Linked DNA regions of Mus musculus: all the other regions are linked to region 3. The links are chromatin loops, found by intact Hi-C in ENCODE. Cell type or tissue: gastrocnemius. All regions are shown on one strand. Each heading gives the region's core, and the rest is flanking DNA. Links, peaks and the distances in the headings are about the cores only.

Region 1 (5,000 bases), core at 1-5,000, 310 kb before region 3:
AAAACAGATCTTGAAAAAAGAGGGAGGAGAAAAAGCTCTTTGACTAGGAGGTTTGCAGGGTTAGCAGAGCACGGTAACTTCCCCTCAAAGGAGTGGGTGTTGCTCTTCACCCCCACCCCACCCCAAACTCTCATCCTTTGACTCAGCCTCCAGCACTCCCTAGCCTCCTCCTGCAAGGCACCCCCCTTTCACATGCTAACGGAGGTGTCTATGATTGGCTGAACAATACACTGGTCACACTCATTAAAGGGCTGCTATCTTTCACACAATTAGCCAAGACACATTAATCAAGCTGACGGCACTGAGGCTGCTGGCCTGCATGGGGGAGGGGGAGATTTTAGTGACTCTCCCTAAGCAGCCCCAAGCAAAGATAGAGTCCTAAAGGGAATTCTTCTACCCCAATGTCTGAAGAGGTTAAAGCCCCAACTGACAAGGCTATCTGGGCTGGGTTTGTGGCACTGGAGAACCCAGAGGCTTAGAACAAACCAGATGTTCATCTTGGCTAAGGTCTATTAACCGAGAGACAGTAGTGTGAATTTGAGCAACAGAAGCCTTTAGATGTTTTTACAAAGTTCCCCCAGCCTTGGTACCTCCTCCCTCCATTCACAAGAAAATGCACTCAGAGTCATTGGAACCTCAGGCATTCTGAGGCCAACTAAACAGAGGCTATGCCCACCCACACAGTGCGGGTTTCCCTATCCAGACAGAAAGCCTACCAGAGAAGAGAAACAGACTCAGTTGAGACAATGTAACAACTGCTGTGGTGTTTGTCCTAAGCCCTTGAAGGGCATTAAAATATAGTTCATTCTGAGAGAAAATGAAATGGTAGCATTCATGCTTTTGATCACGATATATATATATATATATATATATATATATATATATATATATATATATATATATATATATATATATATATATATATTTAATTTTTCTTTTCCAAGTCCCCTTTTTGTCTAGATTTTCAATGGCAACAGACGACAAGGTCTTACCTTGGAGACCTGTTTGCTTCAAAATCACATAGGGCTTTTCAGGGAATCAGCTAAATATTTAGACGTGTCTCTGTTAACATATACGGAGGCCTGCTTCTCTGGAGGCAGTCCAGGCACCGTCTCATTAGATGCAAAGATCTTGTGATAAAGAGGAACTTTTTCTTCTGCCCACATGATCACAGCGCAGTTGTGGTTTTTAATGTGTCACTGACTGTTCGGTCCAGCCCTGTTTGCTCCCCTGAAAGGGTCTGCCGGGCTCTGTTTGCTTCCTTAAACACAGTTTTTGAAAGCTCTCACGCTGGGTGAGCTCAAATCCTAGCATTAAGGTACTGCTGAGTTCATTTCACCACGCTCAAAAGCGCTGAGTTTAAATCCCTCTCAATTCCATTTGAGGCACCAGAAGACTTTATCCTTCTTCACTAATGGTTCCAAGTTTACATCTAGATACTGGGGGTCAAGGACAGGAGAGGATTTAGAAATAACAGTGCGTGACATTAGTCAATGCATTTGCCAAATTGGCAATTAGTTCCTGATGTGCGTGCAAAGCACTTTACTCCTGTCTCTTTGATGCCTGTTCCCATAGAGAAGGGAGCAGCATCCACTGAGGCTGTTAGGACTTTTAAAGAAATATCTGCTGAAAAGCACGCCTGATTTCCTCATGAGCTCAGCCACAGGGAAGCATCCGGGATTAGGCTGGTTTTCAGTTCCAGGAAAGAGCACCTCATCTGGGGAGTTTTTTCACTGGGGGAACTTAGTGGAAGTCAAAAAGGCAAAAAAAAAAAAAAAAAAAAAAAAAGCTGCACGCAGAAAAAGCCCAGAGGCACAGGCACCGGAATCCATCTGTGCCCTTGCCCACACCCTGTTGTGTTTTGTTTTTTTGATTTTTTTTTTTTGGTATGCTTGCTTTTGCAACTTTTAACCACTAGGTGGAAGCAAGAAATAACTGGGAAGGACAGCAGCAATCTAGTCAGATGGTGGAGCTTCACTCCTGAATTCTCCTTCTGACTGTAAAACCACTTTAAGATGTTCCCTGCATGTATATGATCTCAGGGCTGATTGTACATACAGGTAACATTAAATGGACTAAGCATGTTGTATTTATGTATTTAGGGATAGATCTTGAATTTGAGAGAGGGAGAGGGAGAAAGAGAGGAAGAAGGAGAAGGAGAGGGAGAGGGAGGCATGGGGAGATACATGTACAAAGTTGGAAGGAGGAAAGGGAGGAGGGGAATTATGTAATTATCATTTCATATATATGGTATAGATATAGATATGTATGTATATATATGGCATATATATGGCATATATATGGCATATATATGTATGTATGTATATATATATATATGTATGTATGTGTATATATATATATGTATACATATATATATAACAGTGTAAGAGCTGTGGGAGTCATGCAGGAGACAAATACTGGACTGAAAATCATCCTCTCCCCAAAAGGGATAAAAAACCATTAATGTGTTGGTTCAGAGAACTCTGAGCAAATCGCAGAATCCAGGCTAACACTGCCTCTGCTCTGGTGTCAGCTGCAGCCATGAGTAACTTGCTGAGAGAGAGAGATTTCCTGGGCTGAACTCAGAGGGAGGGAGCTACCTTCTGAGTGGAAAGTCCAAGTTCCTCCATTTATTGTCTGGGAGAACTTGAGGGAGTTTTTTACTTTCAGTTCTCTGAGCCATAAAATGGGAGCTAGCCTATCATTTAAAACATATTCCCTGTGTACCAGGAAGTATACATAAGTATATGCACAATATGTAATGATACATATATACAGTATACTACATATTATATATAATATTTATTGCACATAATTGCTAATCTCTACTGCTACTTGCCTGGGTCAGTGTTGGAGGACAGGTGAGGACATGCTTTCCCAGGCTCACAGAGAGACGTTTCCTGACTGAAAAGGACGGGAGTCAGTATCCAGCTTTGCTCTATTTCTCTTTATCATATTGTTTCCCTGAATCTTTTTACAGCACAGTACTGAAAAATTATCATTGAACTGTATCTGCCACAGAGCCTAGCTTCTCAGAAAAGCCCCACCAAAGCTATGCTTCCATTCTTGTTGCCACAGTGTTCGAGGCCAGCTGCTCAGTGACCCACCATGGTATAGCTACCACGACGGGTGTTGAAGAACACACTGTCTCTTTTCTTTATAGTTAGAACCTTGGGGATCCTGGCCTCTTTCAGGAAGCCCAGCGTACCTTGAGGCACCACAACTGACTTTTAGTTTGCCTTGCGTGGGCCCAAACGTTGTCTGGATTCCCACATCGTTAAAGTTGATGTTCAGGTTTTTAAGCACCTACCTATGTGTGTCTGAGTGCCTGTTAAGCCTGTACCTGTCCGTTCCCCACATCTAAACTGCCATCATATGCCTACCCACCTTGTGCCTGCAGAGCCTTCCCTAGAAGAACCCTCATTACTCGCCTGCCAGGAACGCAGCAGGGCCACGTAAATCCGCTGTGTCGGCATCGCCACTGCTTTTTTTGCTAAAATATGTTACAAGAAAAAGATTTCTAGAATTTCCTAGAGGCCAAGCCAGTGACTTCTAGTCCTTCCAGAAGAATTTTGCACATGCCCCTTAACTGGTACATGAAATTAATCAGTAGATAGTTGTAAAATGAAGCCATCTTGCTTTGATTCATAACCACCTTATCAAATGGCAGCAATGTTACCATCCATACTTTGTTTTCGTTGTGAGCCTAGCCTTTAATGGCTGAGCCAGTTCTTCCAGCCCCTATCCACACTTTATAGATGAGAGCTGTAGCTTTAAGAGTCAGATATCTGTCCCAGGGTCACCTAGCCAGGAAGCAGTTGACTCAGAATATCCAGACTCATTGGGCCCCGAGGCAATCACCCTAACAGCTTTCTGTATGCATTCATTATCAAGCTATACATATTGCTTGGTAATTAAACAATGCCCTGCACAGGAGGACAAGCTAGGGATATATTTCCTGATGACATCTTTCCACCAAGCCTGGATTTCTGAAGCTGAGCTTGGCTTCTGGAACATACTGTCAAGTGCGGTCTCTTTCCTGGGGCTTCAGTGGTCCTCCCTCGCTGCTGCTAATGAAGCCACAGGCATTCTCGGGATCTATGAGCTCTGATTGGACTCATTATGATATCACTTCAGGAGTGCTGCAGAAAGCGCCTGGGGAGTTTCTATTAACATCTTTATTAACCCGTCCCCCACACCAGTCAGTGAAATTAATTTAGATACACAGCCCACTTTGATCTTTATTAATAGTTTCTTCTAGTTTCCACATTTATTTTTGGTTTTCTCATCTTTAATTTATTTGGTAGCAATTATTAGTTTTTATGGAGTGGGAGTAGATGATCTCTACTCCCACTCCATAAAGTAATTAAGGTTAGGAAAAATTACAAGCAAAAGCAGGTAAAGCTATTTTTAATGTAAAACCATGCATGTATATGTACAGTACAGTATTTTATTTGTTTTTTTTTTTTCAATACAGGGTCTGCTTTGTAGCTCTGGGTAGCCTGCTACTCACTTTGTAGCCTAGATTGTCTGTGAATTTACAACCCTCCTGCCTCAGCCTCCCAAGTGCTGGGATTACAGGAATGTACCACCATAACCAGATTATAATTTTTATTTATTAAGAGGAATGCTGTCAAATATTAAAAAAATAAAGACAAAGTTAAGGTCTGCCTCATTCCTTCCAAGTTCCAGGAATGGTTTTAAAAACACTAAATGTCATAGAACTGGCTCAAATCAGAGGTCCCTTTCCCACTGCCAGAAGACACAGAAATAGACACACAGGTGAGTTTTGCAAGAAAGAGGTGGTAAATTTATTTCATTTCAATTTGTTTAGTCCATCATTCATCAGCAACTATTTAGTGATGGTAGACAAAATAAAGCATCATAGTATAGATTCTTGCTTTCAAGAACAAAGGTCAGGAAATAGGGAAGTGAGCCAGTTAGACAGTAAGGGACAGAAGTAGAGTTTGTGCACACCATGTACAGCAGCTGGGTCACCC
Region 2 (5,000 bases), core at 1-5,000, 210 kb before region 3:
GGGCCTCACTAGCTTCTCTTACTTCTGATACTTTCTAACACACAAAAGTATCCATCTTTGGCCTGTATTTATTTAATTGATTGACTAATTTACTGTAAGTTTTTTTGAAAAGGTCTCTCTCACTCTATAGCCAGGGCTGGGTTGGAACTCACAGCAATTTTCCTGCCTCAGTTTCTCAAATGGTATTAGAGGCATGACCCACCACACCCAGCTAGCCTGTTTTACACATACAAATATACACATATACTCATATACACATACATACCACACATACTCATACACGCACTCACATACAAAACATTCACACACAAATATACATTCACATACACACATACATACACACTCATACATACACTCTAACAGACATATATATACATACATACACATGCATGCATGTATACACATGTATACTAACACATACATTCATACACTCACAGACTCACACACAGATACACACTCGTACATTCGCTCATACATACACACACACACACATACACTCGCACACATATACACATACATACTTGCACATACACATATACACACCACAGACACATACACACTGACATATACATACACACATCACACACACCATACACACAGATATTCACACACACATTCAAACACACATACACACTTTTACACAGACATATGCATATACAATATACACACTCATACATACACACTGACACATACATACATACATACACATTCAAATACATACACATTCAAATATACATACACATTCAAATATACCACACACACAGATATTCACACATAACACACATACACATATACCATATGCATAGATATTCACACACATTCATACACACATACACACTCATACACACACATATACAATATACACACTCATACATACACACTGACACATGCATACATACACATATTCACATACACAACACACATAGATATTCACACATAACACACATACACACACACCATACACAAATATATTCACACACACATTCATACACACATACACACTCATACATATACAATATACACACACTCATACATATATATATATATATATATATATATATATATATATATGAACCACATGTGCAGATATTCACACACACACACACACACTCTCTCGCGCGCCTTTTTTTCTGGGTCTTATTCTTCCCCAACAAGTACAACTGCTGAGCTGAAGAAAAGAAACGTTTGGAAAATGACCTCTCCCAAGATCATAGCTATATCTATTATATACTGACTGGAGGCTCCATTTGTCTCAACGCTTGGTCTGGGTTGCCTCTGATACCAACTTAAAGAAACCTTGTCCCAGTTTTGTTTTTTGTTTTTTGTTTTGTTTTTTTGTTTTGCTTTTTTTTTTTTGGTTTTTTTTTGTTTTTGTTTTTTGAGACAGGGTTTCTCTGTATAGCCCTGGCTGTCCTGGAACTCACTTTGTAGACCAGGCTGGCCACGAACTCAGAAATCTGCACCACCACGCCCGGCTTTTTGTGTGTGTGTGTGTGTGTGTGTCCCAGTTATTATGGAAATAAAAACTAAATCTAGATCAGAAAGTCTCAGGCAAAAAGTTCTAATTAAAGGAAAAATGGGTTAAGGAAGAGGCCTGCACTGATTTCGGGAGACTCGAGTTGCGACTGACAGAGAGCAGGCTTCTTATCAGCTGTCAGAGTGGTCTGATGTGGGTGATTTTTGTTAGTCGTGAAGATGGTATTTTTAAAGAAATCTCTTCCTCAAACTTTAAGGAGATTTTTCTCATGTAAGATACAGATCGGCGGCAGCTCATCCTTGGAGACATCTTGGCATCCTCCCGTATCTAGAGGGGTGTTGTTTCTCTCTCTCTCTCTCTCTCTCTCTCTCTCTCTCTCTCTCTCTCTCGATAAGATAAGAGAGCAGACATCGGAGGGACCGTCACATTTCATTCACTGTTGACAAGAAAAGAGAGATTCCTGGTGGGTAGCAGGCTTTGTGGATTAAGGGTGTGAGAACCTGTATCTCTTGTTCCCACAAAGGTCTCTTTGTCTGTTTCACCTGCCCTAGGCCTCACAAGAACAGTGGGGCAGATATGATTATTACTCCCATTTTGGCACATGAAGAAACAAATCCAATGAACAGAAAGGGAAAGTCACCTGCCCAAGGTCACACAGTTAAAAGCAGGATTCAAACCCAGAATCTACCATGCTCTACTGTCACCAGAAAGATAGAGGAAGGAAAGAAGAAAGGAAAGAAGGAAGAAAGGGAGGGAGGGAGGGAGGGAGGGAGGGAGGGAGGGAGGGAGGAAGGAAGGAAGGAAGGAAGGAAGGAAGGAAGGAAGGAAGGGAAGGAGGGAGAAAGGAAGAAAAGCTTCCAGAATATTCCAAGGACAAGCTTGAGAAACGTGGGGAATGTTCTAAGAAGCTCCATCAGTCAGTCAGCACAGGCTGGACAAGGTCTGTCACTGTGGGTGTATCGGTGAAACGAGCTGCAGAAACCATCTAAGGAGCAGCAAGAAGGTCACGAGTCAGAAGTCAGGTTCCAGAGCTTTGGCAGAACGCCAGAGTCTCACCAGGCCAGTCTCAGCTGTCACTTAAGAGCAGATGTCCTGTGGGTGTCACATATCTGAAAGTAATTAACTGATACGGGCTCACTGCGTCCCTATAAGCAAGTCTGCTTGGTAATCAACAACTGCTTTCCAAAAGAGAGGGTGTGGGGAGACTGGCTTTCCCACCCACTGCTGAGAATGTGGCTGCCACAACATTTTTTTGGGCAAGAGTCAGGCAGTACATGTGGAATGAAACCTAAATTCCTCCCTCTCATGATATACAAAAAACAACTCGAAAGAATCAAAGACTTAAATTAAGACCTGAAACTTTGAACTTACTAGAAGAAAACACAAAGGAAATGCTTCAAGACATGTGATCAGAGTAGATACTTTTAGGATAAGACTCCCAAAACCACAGGCAAAAGTAAAAACATACTAATGGGATTATATCCAACTAAGAGGCTTCTACACAGTGAGGGAAACGGGTATCAGAGTGAAGGGACAACCCACACACTGAGAGGAGTTATTTGCAAACTGTCCAACAGAGAAGGCTACACATTCAGATATTATAATAACTAAAGAACAGCACAACGAAGAACTCCAATCAAAACTCTGGCAAATGGTCTGAAGACACACAAATGACCCCAAGTTAGATTAAGACGCTCAGTATCACTAAGCAGAATTGTAAATCAAAGGGACAGAGAGCCAGTACCTCAACCCAGTCACAATGGCTGTGATTCAAAGGACTAAGTAGCAAATGCTGGTGAGAACACAGAGGAAGGAAAACTCAAACATGCACGGTGGGAATGGCCACTGGAAAACTGTGCTGGGTGGTTCCTGTCACAGCTGGGAAGAGGGGATCTTCACTGAGAAAATGTCTCCATAGGACTGGCCTGGGGGCAAATCTGCAGGGGTATTTTCTTGATCAATGGTTGATGTGGGGGAGCCCAGCTCACTATGGGTGGGGCCACCCCTGGGCAGGTGGTCCTGGGTTCTACAAGAAAGCAGGCTGAGCAAGCTGTGAGGAGCAAGCCAGTAAACAGCATCCCTCCATGGCTTTTGCCTCTGTTCATGACTCCAGGTTCTTGCCCTGACTTCTCAGTTATAAACTATTACCTGAAAGTGTAGGGTAGAATGTAAATAAATAAATAATAAATAAGTGAAATAAACCCATTCTTGCACGTTGTTTTTGGTCATGGCATCAGTAGAAATCCTAACTAAAACACTTATGGAGGTTTCTTTACACCGGCAGTTCTCAAGAACTCTGTGAGTCACGACTCCTTTGAGAGTCACATATCAGATATCTTGCCTAACATTTCTATTAATAACAGTAGCAAAATGACAGTTATGAAGTAGCAACAAAAACAATGTTCTGGCTGAGAGTCACCACAACATGAGGAACTGTATTAAAAGGCTCACAGTATTAGGAAGGTCGAGAACCCTTGAACTCCCCTACGAACTGGCACTCTCACAACCAAGTATTTATGCAAAGAAATTAACTCTTACATGAAGGAGACACCTGTGCTCTTATGCTAAGCACAGCACCATTCCCAGTAGCCAAGATCTGGTACCAACCAAGCTGCCCATCAAAGTGTGAATGAATGAAGAAAGTAAGACATATGTGCCTAACACTGTTACTGAGCCATAAAAAACTGAAGTCCTGTCACTTACACCAAAGATGAAAGGACTGATGGACAAGTGAAACTAGGCAGCCACAGAGAGACTTACTTCATGTTCTTATTTGTTTGTTTGTAGTGATTTAATATTGATCTTAAGCAAGAGAGTGGGATAGCAGTTACTAAAAAAGTGGAAAGGTACAGAATCACATGGGAACTGAAAGAAATCAGTTTATAGGCCAACAAAACAGAGCTGGGTACAAAGACTTAAAAGTTCTGGTGTTCTACTGTAGAGTTGGCTAACCACAGTCTACAACAGTGTTTCAGAGTAAAAGAGAAGGGACTGGAGAGATGGCTAAGCAGCTAAGAACACTTGTCTTTGCAGAAGATACAGTTGGTTCCCAGAACACATATGCTGGCTCACAAGTATCCATAATTCTTGTCCAGTTCTGGCTTCCATGGGACTCATGGTGGGCAAACATACATGCAGGCAAAACTCCCATATACACATAAAAATAAATAAATCTAAAAAAGAGAGCAAGCAATGTTTTCCAGCAAATAGAAATACTATTTGAGAAGACAGAAATCCTTATTTTACCCTGATTTGACTACTACACATTGTGTATGAATATTGATTTATTTTGTTATATCATAAAGGCATATAGGTATTAAATTACAAAATAAAGTGAAAAGTTTATTCAGGTTTGGCGGCACATGCCTGTAATCCCACTGCTGGGGGGGGGGAGGGGGGCTGAGGCTGGAGGACTGCTGAAAACTCAAGGCCAGCCTGGATTGCCTAGCAAGTACTGGCCAACTAGGGCTACACGGTGAGATGGCATGGGAGGTGGGGGGTGCAGGTGTCCTGGCTTGTGACC
Region 3 (7,775 bases), core at 1,162-6,161:
AACATCATGGCAGAGAGCATGGGGCGGAGTGGGAAGTAGAGAAAAAAAAGAAGGAACAGGAGTCTCAATATCTACACCCCATAACCTTTCTTCCCCTAGGCTCAAATTCTAAAGGTATTACTACCTTCCACTATCAGCACAGGCTCGTGGCAAATACCTTTTTTAGCACATAACTCGTGAGAGGCATTTACTACCCAAATCATAACAGACAAGACATTAAAAACAAATAGACTGATTACTATACACAGATTTGTAAAATCAGTTGGATAGCCTTTCAAGACACCAAATGTAAATGAAGTACTTTTCCTTTTCTTTGTTTTTGTTTTGCTTTGTTTCTTTGAAACAGGGACTCATGTTGCCCAGGACAGTTTGGAACTCACTATATAGAGGAAGATGACCTTGCCTCCCGACTCTGCTTCCCAAGATCTGGGATTTCAGATGTGTGTCCCCAGGGTGGGTGACAGGGTTTCTGTTGCTGCAACAAAACACCATGACCAAAAAGCAAGTTGGGAAGGAAAGGGTTTATTGGGCTCCCACTTCCATATTGTTGTTCATCATGGAAGAAAGTCAGGACAGGAGCTCAAACAGGGCAGGAACCTGGAGGCAGGAGCTGATGCAGAGGCCATGGAGGGGTGCTGCTTACTGGCTTGGTTCACATGACTTGCTCAGTCTGCTTTCTTATAGAACCCAGGACCACTAGCCCAGGAATGGCTCCACCCACAATGGGCTGAGCCCCTTCCCCTGATCACTAACCAAGAAAAGGCTTTACAGCCAGATCTTATGGAGGTATTTTCTCAATTGAGGTTCCCTTCTTTTAGATAACTACAGCTCATGTCAAGTTGACATAGAGCTGACAAGATAATAAGCATAAGTTGAATTTAAAATTAACCATTATTATGGAAAACCCTAAGTGTATACAAAGGCACCAGGACAGTACAGAGAGTCATGCCCCCATTAGAGAATAGCTTGGAGAAACAACACTCTCATTGGCCAACATTCTCCATATAACACCAACTCCATCCTCTCTTTCTTATCACTTTTAAATCAATTCCAGGCTTATATCATTTAACCCATTTAACCCACACAGTTCTAGAAAAACAAAACAAAACAAAACAAGAAAGGACTCTTGACGTAACTGTGAGGTCATTTTTCTTGTCTAGTTTCATATTAACTTGACACAAGCTGTAGTCACCAGAAAGGGGGATGTAAATGGCACTTTTAAATGCTATTTAATAAATATTCATTATTAATATGACCCGGCCACCTTAGCACAATTACACCCAATCTATTGTCTATACACAGACTGCTAACTCCCCAGCCATGCTCCCTAAGTACTTGCTGTTTGAGTCTTGCCTAGGTTATTTCTGCGCCATCAAGGGACATAGAGTTTGGCCATGTGTTCCTGGTCCATCTCACCTAATGGAGACCTCATTTTCTCTGTCTTTCTTTCTCCTTCTCCTCCATTCTCTTTCTCCTTCCTCCTCCTCTCTCCTCGTGGTCCTTACTTGAGACCCTCAGCCCAGTAGTAACCAAAGTACCTCTATTCTCCCCAGTAATTATCTGTAGTCCCTTTTATTTAACCAATAGCTTTAAATTGGGGAGCAAGGTTTATACAACAAACGTATGTGAGAATCTGCTCACCAGTGGCAACCAGATCTTGGGGTTCAGAATTTAGCATTTGTAGACACAGCACCAGACCAACTCTCAACAGAAAATGCCTCCATAAAGTCCAACTACAGGTAAGCCTACAGGGCATTTTCTTAATTGGTGATTAATGGGAGAGGGCCCAGCCCATTGTGGGTGGGGTCATCCCTGGGCTTGTGGTCCTGGGTTCTATAAGGAAGCAGGCTGAGCAAGCCATGGGGATCAAGACAGTAAGAAGCACCCTTCCATGGCCTCGGCATCAGCTCCTGCCTGCAGGTTCCTGCTCTATTTGAGTTCTTACCTGGGCTTCCCCCAATAGACTGTGACTCAGGATATGTAAACCCTTTCTCCCCAAGTTGCTTTTATCATGATGTTTCATCACAGCAGTAGAAACATAACTAAGACATTATGGCACCTAAAAATCCAAAGAATTCTTAAGTATACTGACGATGTTTTCATAGTTTTCAAGTTCTTACTTGTTTTACGGTTGTAAATTTTGAGTTAATTATAATTAGTTAATATGATCTATGTGTCATTTAAATTATAGATTCCACTCTACTTTCTAATTTTAGTTTATTTATTCCTAACTTTAGTTTATTTCGTCTTTTAGTTTATGCTCAGAAAATTGGGTCACTTGGTCCTGTTTCCCATGGTGTTGATTCTGCTGTGTCCTCCTGTTGTGGGTTCTTGTGTTTCATGGCTTTTCTATTTCCTGTTACTCAGTCCTTGAGTCTAGAGACTTAATCAGATTCAGGTTTCATTCTTCCGTTTGGCAAGGCCAGTTCTGTGTCTCTCAGGACACAGAATGTTCACTTGTCTCTTTTTGATGCCAGTAGTTATAGATCCATCAGTCCTGGGGCTGGCGAAAATAATGCCAGATGGAATTCTATCAGTGCTTCCTCATTTACTAGTTGGGAGATGCCAACAAAGAGGAATATTCCCCTTAGCCAGTGGTATAGTTTACATAAGGAGGCAGGACAGTTGATCAATCTTTCCATTTATGGATCAGTTTTCAATGAGCTGGTTCCCTGCAGCCCCCACAGAGATCTAGTTTTCAGAGATAATCATTGCTAATTATTAACTTGTGGACATATATATGGAAAATATAATTTTAAGATAATACATGAAAAATGATTTCATTTTAATAAATAAAAATAGACATGAATAAATATAATCTTCTATATAACCCTGGATATAGCAAGCACAGATAGGAAGAGCTGTTACCATAAAGATGACAATTCTAAAAAGGGTGCAGTGGCATTTAGGACCAGCCTGGGGGACCTAGCAAGCTTCTTTCTTTCTTTCTTTTACTATTTTTATTTATTTATTTATTTTATCTATTTTGGGGTTTTTTTGGTTTTTTTTTTCCCCCGAGACAGGGAGTTCTACGGGAACTCCATCTGTAGACCAGGCTGGTATTGAACTCACAGAGATCTGCCTGCCTCTGTCTCTGAGTGCTGGGATTAAAGGTGTGCACCACAGCCTAGCTGCAAGGTTCTTTCTGGAAGGAAGGAAGAGATGGAGGGAGAGAGAGAGGAAGGGAAGGAAGGAGGGAAGAAGGGAGGAAGGGAGGGAGGGAGAAAGAGAAAGAAAGAAAGCAAGCAAGCAAGCAAAGGCAAGACAAGACAAGACAAGACAATGATCCATAAATTAATCTATCAATTTGAAGCAATCATAAAAGTCCCATCAGATGAGCTGACACACATCTTCAATCCCACAGTTGGAAAGCTGAAACAGGAAGACTGAGTTCCAGGCAAGCCTGGGCTACATAGTGAGACCAAATCAAAGGTAATTCGATCACAGGGACACCTCTCTTGTGAAAGCTTAGTGTAGTTCCCTCAGTGGGTTAATGGCTTCGAGAGCAAGTTGTTATAAATCAAATTCAGCTTCCCTAGCTTGCTCTCTTGATGCGTAATACCACTGGCTCTTCCATATGTCTCTTTCTTTTCTTCCATAAAGCCATGATTCTTCATAAATAAATGCTTCATTTCATTATTGGAAAAATGTGAATCAAATATGTGAGACTATTCAAATCTTACACGACTAAATAGAAAGTCCATGGGTAATGAGTATACAAGGTTTTTGTTCTACACCCTGCATCGTTTATTTTATAGATGTCAAAATTCAATGCCTAAATACCAAGTTATTTTCCTAAGGGAAAGAAACCCCCTTCTCTAGCTCACACAGATCAGTTCTGATCATACAGGGTGGAGTAACACCAGTGTAAGCCTCCACTTCTGGATGGTACAATTGCGCCCTCTGGTGGTCATCATGTGCTCTGTACCCAAGCTCAGAAAAATAGTACAAGGCAGAGCATGCCTTCAATGAGAATGTGTCATGCCCCATCCCCTCTCCTTCCCTACTCCCAGGCAGCCATGTTCAATAAAGAAATTCTCACAGAGGTCCCCTTGTCATGGAGATACCTTAGGTACTATAATCATCTCCTACTACCCAATAATATCCCATATAGAAAGCAAAAGAAACTCTCAGGTACATTTCTCAGTTACATTGGACACTTATAGACTCTCCCCACTCCAAAGGCTGGAGGTGATGTGTGTGAGAGTATTACCTCAGTGTGCGAGAATGGCCAACGGGAGCCCAGTTACAAAGGAACCCTGGGGGTCGGGGAGCACTATCAAACTGAACACTGTTTAAAGCAGTTTGCTTTTAGTGTTATAACCACACTGGGCTTTTAAGGAAACAATTTAAACATACTTAAATCTTCTAATCTAACATAATATTCTTTTGTCTATTTTCTCTTCCAATCCTTAGCCATCTAGTTTTTTTGTGATTGTTGTTTGATTTTTGAGATGGGTGTGAATGTTCACTCTGGCCGGCCTGGTATGCGAAGCAATCCTTCTCTAGGTTTTAATGAATTCTATCACTTTTCTACTTTTCTATAGTCTATATTTTTTTATTGTTATACCATAAATACTTTCTACACTTTCAGTATTTATCTTTCTTTTCTTTCCTATTTATTAATCTCCTGAGTAGTATCAAGGTTTGAATACAGCGAGAAAGACATTCTACCTGTGAGTTGTTCCTAGCCCTTACCTATAAATTTAAGTACCACACTCATGTATAAGTCACTTCCCAAGTCTGTTAAACTGTCTCTAATTTTTCATTGCCAACAAATAAAATAAGTACATTTTTATAAAAGTTAAGGGGCTGGTGAGATGGCTCAGTGGGTAAGAGCACCCGACTGCTCTTCCGAAGGTCAGGAGTTCAAATCCCAGCAACCACATGGTGGCTCACAACCACCCATAACAAGATCTGACTCCCTCTTCTGGAGTGTCTGAGGACAGCTACAGTGTAATAAATAAATAAATAAATAAATAAATAAATATTTAAAAGTTGACTTGTCGGGCCTGGTATGGTGGCACACACTTTTAATCCCAGCACTTGGGAGGCGGAGGCAGGCGAATTTCTGAGCTCGAGGCCAGCCTGGTCTACAGAGTGAGTTCCAGGACAACCAGGGCTACACAGAGAAACCCTGTCTCGGAAAAAACAAACAAACAAACAAACAAACAAAAAGGTTGCCTTGTCTTTTCGGATTGTTTCCATCTGCTACATAGCCAGGAGAGAGTCCTGTTTAAAGGCTAAAATAGTTTTCTGGTTCTAGACACATACTGTCTCTTTCCTAGAGGATACCTTAGTGAGTTTAATGTCACCTACCACAGGCCATCTTTGGTCCCCACGTGGGTTTGTTACTCTCATCTGCATTGTGTACAGCTTTAGCATAGACATTTCCCCTCGCCTGATTTCCTTCTGGTAAAACTGCCTGGGCCATTTGCTGATGGAGGATTCTCTGTTTTCACAGACCCAGAACTAAGGAACAAGACCCTTGCCTGCCTCAGTACTTCCCTGGCTGAGTACAACCAGCCCTCTGAGGCTGACACCTTAAAGAGCATGTAAGTGTGCAACGTACAGTGACTTGGACTCTCCTTTTCATCCATGTGCCTTCGGGCTTTTGTTTGTTTGGCTTTTGTTTTGTTTCACGAGATAACATGCTGGCAGTTGGGTTTAAAGGAAAGAGGCCCCTAGGTAGATTGCACATTGATGATTGAGCTGTTTCAAACCACATCCCCCAGCTTAGGTTAGAGTAGAAGGGTGGGGGGTAAATGTTAACCATCTAGAAGCAGCTTTTTTGTGTGTCCATGCACCTGAGGTTTACTGAGACTCTGGAAGGCTTTGGACAACCACTGTGGACAATTTCATTAACTCTGGATAGAATAAAGTTGGCCGGACACCACCTTGGCGTCTTCTCATCCCTGCCTACACAGGCACACCTTCCCTATGAGCTTACTGCGAACTTGCTGGCCTGCAGCCCAGGCAGCCTGGCACGGTCCTTTGTCCTCAGTCTCCTTTGGTTGTGGCCTTTGCTGTAGACTTCTTTGCCGCCAGCTGGAACTAGATCCTATTGTGGATTCCATGAGCCAGGGTTGACTTGAAACCAACAATCTAAAGACTCTCTTAGATCAAAAGGTTTTGGACAGAAACAGAAGCAAAAGGAGAAGAGAGCCTTGATGATGGAGGTAGCCTATTAAAGGAGTTGTTTGTCTGTTTGTTTGTTTTAATTTTCTATCCCTTTTCCCTCAACATATTTTAAACAGGTTATTACAGCTCCCCTCCCCCTAGCCAAACCAATAAAATAATCAAACAATTCTTTTTTTTAATCAAGAGGACAATAAAACAGATATAGCACTACACAAATTTCATTACAGTTATTGTGATTAAAATTCAGATTTAACACAGATTCCTAAGTGAAAAAGAGAAAAACAGCAATGTAGTCAGGACTGTGGTGCTCATTGCAGCCTACTTGTTCCTTGGGGAAAGTAGAAGTTTTCCTAGCACCAAATTCTAACCCAGACTTCTGTGGGTTTTTATAGAGTGACACTGAATGATTTAAAGACTCATGTATTTACAGGAAATTCCATACCTCATTCAACAAATATTTTTTTTAAGTTTCCACAGTAAAACCCCTGGGATAGCACACTGCAATAAATACATTGGAAGAAAAAGAAAGACTAGACCCAGCACCCAGCAGGCACAGTATCACTGCCGCTGTCCTTGCAACCCACAGGCATTGGTCAGTGGTAGCAATGACAACTGGGACACACAAGAGAAGGCACACATGACCTTGTAGTGGCTGAATCCAATTAAGAATGAAACTCAGGGATGCCAAAGGAATGATTGGGACAACTGCATATTTCCAAGATCATCTTTCTGAAAGGCCACTTTTTTTTTCCAGCCAAGCCTTTGATAGAGGACATTTCAGTTGTGTGGTTCTGTTGTTAATTAAAGGCATAGAATGATCTGATTGCGCCATGTTCCCCTATTCATTGATTTCCAGGGTTGATTCAGTTGATCTGGCTGGCTAGGTGGGTGTCCCCTTCCTCCTTCACTGTTCCATGTCTATCCCTCACAGAGCTGCCAGCCCCACTACTGAGAACAACTTTTTTTGTTTGTTTGTTTGTTGTTTTTTTGTTTTGTTTTGTTTTTGTTTTTTCGAGACAGGGGTTCTCTGTTTAGCCCTGGCTGTCCTGGAGCTCACTTTGTAGACCAGGCTGGCCTCGAACTCAGAAATCCGCCTGCCTCTGCCTCCCGAGTGCTGGGATTAAAGGCGTGCGCCACTATGCCCGGCTCCGAGGACAACTTTTACCCAATAGAGGAGAGCCTGTTTTTCTTTGGTCAAAGGCATCCAGGAGTTTCACTTGAATTTCCCTACTAAAACCTCCAAACAAGCTCTCAAAGGTGTAAACATGCAATGAAAAGAAGCAAATTATTTTGCCAACTGTCTATGTTTTAGGGCTTACTTTAAGGAACCCACCAATGAGAAGACCACCATCTCCCTTATGCAGGAACAGGTTGCCTGCGTATGACAAATATCTCAACAGTCTGCTCTGTGGGCCTTTCTTTCTTTTTTTTTTTTAAGATTTATTTATTATTATATCCAAGTACACTGTAGCTGTCTTCAGATGCACCAGAAGAGGGCATCAGATCTCATTACGGATGGTTGTGAGCCACCATGTGGTTGCTGGGAATTAACTCAGGACCTTTGGAAGAGCAGTCGGTGCTCTTAATCACTGAGCCATCTCTCCAGCCCTCTGTGGGCGTTTCTTCACATGCTC

What was found. Hi-C counts contacts between places; a loop is a spot of excess contacts. Peaks named below come from ENCODE experiments on the same cell type or tissue, not always from the same donor. Only the 100,000 strongest peaks of a DNase experiment are listed, where the experiment ranks them.
Region 1: a loop joins it to region 3, with 7 times the contacts of the local background. A loop is called at or near these places in 21 of 42 quality-filtered maps.
Region 2: a loop joins it to region 3, with 3 times the contacts of the local background. A loop is called at or near these places in 2 of 42 quality-filtered maps.

What each region holds. Positions count from the first base shown.
Region 1 is chr1:59,315,003-59,320,002 of GRCm38, forward strand. All of the region lies in intron 10 of Cdk15 (cyclin-dependent kinase 15), which reads left to right. Among named protein-coding and RNA genes, the nearest start is that of Gm51625, 51 kb to the right of the region's middle. In gastrocnemius, for the core only: a CTCF peak has its summit at 1,919 (motif pointing right); DNase peaks (open chromatin) are centred at 238, 1,170 and 1,766; H3K4me3 peaks cover 568 bases; H3K27ac peaks cover 824 bases.
Region 2 is chr1:59,407,256-59,412,255 of GRCm38, forward strand. The region is part of intron 2 of Gm33724 (a long non-coding RNA gene); the gene reads right to left. Among named protein-coding and RNA genes, the nearest start is that of Gm33724, 9.2 kb to the right of the region's middle. In gastrocnemius, for the core only: no CTCF peak of the experiment used is centred there; a DNase peak (open chromatin) is centred at 2,523; H3K27ac peaks cover 2,776 bases.
Region 3 is chr1:59,619,623-59,627,397 of GRCm38, forward strand. Gm973 (predicted gene 973) reads left to right here. Exons shown (of 19, transcript NM_001357842.1): 12 at 5,465-5,555. It overlaps Gm33833 (a long non-coding RNA gene), which reads right to left and starts at 290. Exons shown (of 3, transcript XR_373431.3): 1 at 1-290. In gastrocnemius, for the core only: a CTCF peak has its summit at 3,904 (motif pointing left); DNase peaks (open chromatin) are centred at 3,905 and 5,979.